Linked DNA regions of Homo sapiens: region 1 is linked to region 2. A link is an interaction called in ENCODE POLR2A ChIA-PET data of the cell type or tissue named here. Cell type or tissue: endothelial cell of umbilical vein. All regions are shown on one strand.

The links. Peaks named below come from ENCODE experiments on the same cell type or tissue, not always from the same donor. Only the 100,000 strongest peaks of a DNase experiment are listed, where the experiment ranks them.
Region 1: POLR2A ChIA-PET joins it to region 2 with 10 read pairs; 6 of 35 experiments call an interaction of 5 or more read pairs at or near these places.

The regions. Positions count from the first base shown.
Region 1 is chr1:9,437,446-9,439,945 of GRCh38, reverse strand. It overlaps the pseudogene RNA5SP40. Among named protein-coding and RNA genes, the nearest start is that of LINC02606, 9.7 kb to the right of the region's middle. In endothelial cell of umbilical vein, no CTCF peak of the experiment used is centred here; a DNase peak (open chromatin) is centred at 1,275; H3K27ac peaks cover 1,350 bases.
Region 2 is chr1:9,316,853-9,319,352 of GRCh38, reverse strand. All of the region lies in intron 1 of SPSB1 (splA/ryanodine receptor domain and SOCS box containing 1), which reads right to left. Among named protein-coding and RNA genes, the nearest start is that of SPSB1, 25 kb to the right of the region's middle. RefSeq lists enhancers at 665-1,209, 1,210-1,754, 568-1,767 and a silencer at 2,372-2,500. In endothelial cell of umbilical vein, no CTCF peak of the experiment used is centred here; a DNase peak (open chromatin) is centred at 1,312; H3K27ac peaks cover 1,952 bases.

The DNA of each region.
Region 1 (2,500 bases), 120 kb before region 2:
GCAAACAACACATGTTTGAGTCAGGAACAGGAGCAGACAGAAGGAACATCTTGGGGCTGAGACAGGTAGTGTGAGCTCCTGAGGAAAGCCAGTGGGAGAAGTGAGCTGGGACTGTGACTGTCCAGTGGGCCCCATGGACCCTACAGCATGTCGACCCTCAAGTGAGGAGAGGTGTTCCGAAATCTCCTATGGCAGGTGGACTGACCCTTAGGACGAGACAGTGAGTCTTCATCCTAGACTGACAACCCTCTCCTCCTGTTGAGGCCACAGGGAGAGACAGCTCCCCTCTTTACACCTGGGACTGTGTCTCCTCTACGTTGTTGATTCTTGTGTTCACATCAACTGCCTTCAGTCTCATTGTTCTCCTATTGGGAAAGCGTGGGGCGTGGCCATCAGTCTGGTTGTCAACACTGGGGCAGAGGAAGTTTCTTCTTGAATCTGCCTTTGCCTCCAATGCCTAAACCATCTCCCACTCCAGATTCTTTTTCTCCATGGCTCTTTTCAGATTTTCTTAGGCAAAAGTCATCACATCATATGATGCCCACGATTATTTTGAGATCCAAACCAAATCATGCTTAGCCTCCTCCTAGCTTACTGTGCTCACGTAGGGAAATTGCTGCCAGGGCAGAGATAGCTGCTTCAGACTCTGACTGTGCACTTTCTTGATGCCGCTATCCTATGGCAATAGCTCAGGACTTCAACAAACAGGTCAGTGACACTCCAGCCCTTTGCAGCTTCGAGCCACTGGGAGCTAGACCCCTGGCATTGTTGTGGGGTGCCGCCCTTCCCTTCTGCCCTGAGTCTCCCCAGGAACTCTGTGAACTCACAGATGGTCACTCCATGAATGTGTGTTCTTCATGAGTGCTCTGAGTACTTGCGACTTTTGTTTTTGTTTTCATCAGTGTGGGGAGCTGGCTGAAAGGACACTCTGACCTATGGGAAGTCATTACCTTTGGAGATGGCTTCCATGGCACTCTGAGTCACTCTCATACCACACACGTGGAACCATCCTGGGATAAATAATTCTTAAAACCCTACCCCATTTCCTGGCAGCGTGAAGCTCATGGTGCGCGGGGGTTGTCCAGGAGCGAGGTGTTGCAATACCAAGGGGGCAGGTTGAAGAATGAACCACTGTGCCAGGGGAAGCTTGCATGTGACCTCATCATGTCGAGGCTGAGTCTGCTTCTACAGGGAGAGGAGCCGGACCACAGACAATGCTAGGGAGAGCAGCTGACCTGGGGGAGCTGGGGGAAGGTTGCCCTGGAAGTTGTGACAAACGCCAGTCAGATTCTAGTGGGAATGCTGTTTGCTGACTCCTTTGCCGAAACCCCAGCTGTGCTGGGAACTGACCTCATTCATGAAGTAAACATTGAATCAGATACCAGCAGCCCTAACCCTGGTTGAGTGGAAATAACATGGACGTTTCCATAATTATGAAGCTGCCAATTGGATTTGGCAAGAGAATCTCCAAATATGTCAATCGGAATGAGTTCATTACCTCTTCTTGCCAACTTAATCAGAAGCCAATTGCCTTGTTGCGGTTGAAATTATTTGTATGAAAATGCTTTACTTACATTTTAGTTTTTATATTCCAAATAATGTACTGGAAAGCAGCGTAGTCTAGCAACTGGAAGACAATATTGGGAATCCGTCGATTGGCGCCCAGTCCTGGCTACATCTGTGGCTCGCTGTGCCAGCAGTAACCGCACTCAGCCTCGTAATCCTGTTATTGGGAGGCGGGGGCTGGGCAGCGAGGTCCTGTCTCATGACACGATCTTGGTGAGAAATCTTGGGGCCTGGTGTTTGTGTGTTCTGCCTCGTGGCCACAGACACTGACTGCAGGTTCACACGGTCCACTTGGGATTACTTAGAGGCTGTGCACTCAAGTTACAGGTTCTTCAGGCTCTGGATGTCCCTTCTCTCCTCACTCCTTCCTTTGCACGCAGTTCTTTCAGGAGATGAAAGAGCTGTTTGTTACTCCTTAGTAGCTGAGACCACTGTTTGCAATGCAGTTTCACAGTTTGGGGGAGAAATCATTTCCAATTATTCCTTTCTTATCCTCATTTATTTACAGAAGCAGCAGAACATTACCATTCAGAGCCTGAACCATGGAGTCAGACTGCCTGAGTTCAAACCCCAGCTCTGCCCTTTAGAAGAGGGGTGACCTGTCTATGGCCATTGCACCCTGAACGTGCCAGATCTTGTCTCATCTTGGAAGCTAAGCAGGGTTGGGCTTGGAGGGGAGGAGGGTGAACCTCAGTTCAGGTTACTTAGCCTCTCTCCTGTGCCTCCATTTCCTCATCTATAAAAAATGGAATGAGGCCAGCACCTACGTCAGGGGTGTGTGAGAGGAAACAGTTCATTTCTGCAAAGCACTGAGAACGTAGCAAGGGCTCAGTAAGGATCTCCAGCCTTTGTATTAGTCCATCTGTGCTGCTCTAACAAAATACCACAGACTGGGTCATTTATCAACAATACAGGTTCACTTCTCAAGAGTTCT
Region 2 (2,500 bases):
CGCCTTGGTGAGCAACATGCCACGGCCAGGGCAGCGCACACATGTCCACATGCTGACCCGCAGCCCACAGTGCTGCCTGCCTTGGTGCCCTCCCTGTGCCACCCCCCTGGTCCCCCCACTTCCCAGGTCCTACCTCCTCTTTTGTTGTTGTTACTGTTGTTTTGTTTTTTTTGAGATGGAGTCTCACTCTGTTGCCCAGGCTAGAGTGCAGTGGTGTGATCTTGGCTCACTGCAACCTCTGCCTCCTCCCAGGTTCAAGCAATTCTCCCACCTCAGCCTCTGGAGCAGCTGGGATTACAGGGGTGCGCCACCATGCCCGGCTAATTTTTTTGTATTTTTAGTAGAGACAGGTTTCGCCATGTTGCCCAGGCATGACCTCAGGTGATGTGCCCGCCTCAGCCTCCCAAAGTACTGGGATTACAGGTGTGAGCCACTGCGCCCGGCCCTACCACGTCTTTAGGACTCACTGCAGGACACCGCAGGCTGGACTCCTCTTTTGTCACCCTGTGTTACAATCACCAGCTCATGTGACTGTCCCCCACTATATGCAGTGAGTCCTTGGAGACAGGGACCCTGTCCTGCTGTACATCCAGAGCCTGACAGAGGCCCTGATCTGAGTGAGCTGCCCGAATTGCTGAATGGACAGAAGAACAACCCTCTGAATGGTGGAAACAGCTGCCTCCGAGGCACCAGCCACACGGTCTGGCTTTGGTCAATCCTGCACGATTCCGCAAGGTAAGTCTCACACCCATTCTTACAGATGTGGAAACCAAGGCTCAAAGAGGCTGAGTAACTTGTCCAGGATCCAGGTTGGAAGCCAGATTCCAAACTCAGGGTCTTCCTTGGATGCTGGAAACCTGGGAGTGGAGGAAGGAGGGTGGTCTTGAGGACAAAGAGGAACATGGCAGGGGGGCTTCGTGGGCGATAGGAGAGGACGCTGTCCCCATTCCCTGTCTGTCCGCAAGGCAGCCTGGAAATGCTGTGCCTCAGGCAGGGTCCTACACTGTCAGCCAAGAAAGCAAGGAGGCAGAGGCCGGAGAGAACAACCAGCAAGGGAGGCGTGGGTGGGCAGAGACCCAAGCGGGCGGAGGACCCGTCACTGTTCTGCTGCCGGCTGCATTCGTGGTGGAGGATCTGGGGGCATCATGGGCCTCCGGGTGCCCACACCCACCTTCCCCCACTGCCTGCTGTCAGCCCAGACCCCAGGGCCCCACCCTCACTGGGCCACAGGGAACGTCATCTCTCCCTAAGCTGCAGCTTCCCAGAACAATCGCTGCGTTTCCCCAACCTGCCCGGAAAGGGGAATGAGTGCAGCTGCTTCCTCTCCCCACCTGGCACGTCACCAAACCTGCGACTGTCCACCCAGCTTCCTCTGGTTCCACAGATGCTCGGGCCGAGCCTGGCACACAGGGGCCCTTAACAAACTCGCGGAGCGAATGGTGTGCCAAGGAAGCAAGAAACTCCCACCAAAGCGACCCGCCAATCTGCAGGGTCTCAAAAAAAAAAAAAAAAAAATTGGTTCCCTCGCCACCGGAAATCACCTACATAAGGCTCTGAAACTGTCTTTTCTGGCCAGGCACGGTGACTCACGCCTGTAATCCCAACACTCTGGGAGGCCAAGGAGGGTGGACTGCTTCAGCTCAGGAGTTTGAGACCAGCCTGGCAATAGGGTGAAACCCCAACTCTACAAAAAATACAAAATACAAAAATATATATATATCTGGGCGTGGTAGTGCATACCTGAGGTCCCAGCTACTCAAGAGGCTGAGGTGTGAGGATCCCCGAGCCTGGGAGGCAGAAGCCGCAGTGAGCTTTGTCCCCAGCCTGGGTGACAAAGCAAGACTCTGTCTCAAAAACAAACGACAAAAAACCTGTCTGTTCTCACCTGGTGGTCTGAAAATCTCTACCACACGCCCCCACACCCCTTCTCCCAGATACCTAAACCAAATCCTGGAGTCAGATTGATTTCGGTGATGACTTTTATCAAGCACTTACTATATACCGGGTATCATCAAAGCTCCCAGTGGTTTTGCACACACATGCCACCTTCCGCCAGTGACATTTATTCCCTTCTTCCCTTCCTCCTCCCTCTCCAGTGCTTACACATCCCAAGGCCCAGTTTCAGCATCACCTCCTCCAGGAAGCCTTCCCAGATTCACCTGCTGAGAGTAAACCCTGATCCCCAAGGCCAGAACCTTGCTGGCCTCTAAGCACCTTTCTCACCCTCTGCCTAGTATAATATATTATTTGTGAGTTCTCTCTTTCCTTCGCGAGAGCACCGGAAGCAAACCCTCACAGGCCAGGTTAAGGATTCTAAATTCCACCGTGTGTTTCCACTTGGAAGCAGGAAGGTGCATCCAAGGTGAGGCCTGGCCCTGCTACGGGGCCTGGGATCTCTGCGATCAGAAGGAGAGCACCAGGCAGCTCCCTCTACCCGGGGGCACTCTTATACCCGCATTTCACAGATGGAAACTGAGGCTCAGAGAGGTCACAAGGTCCG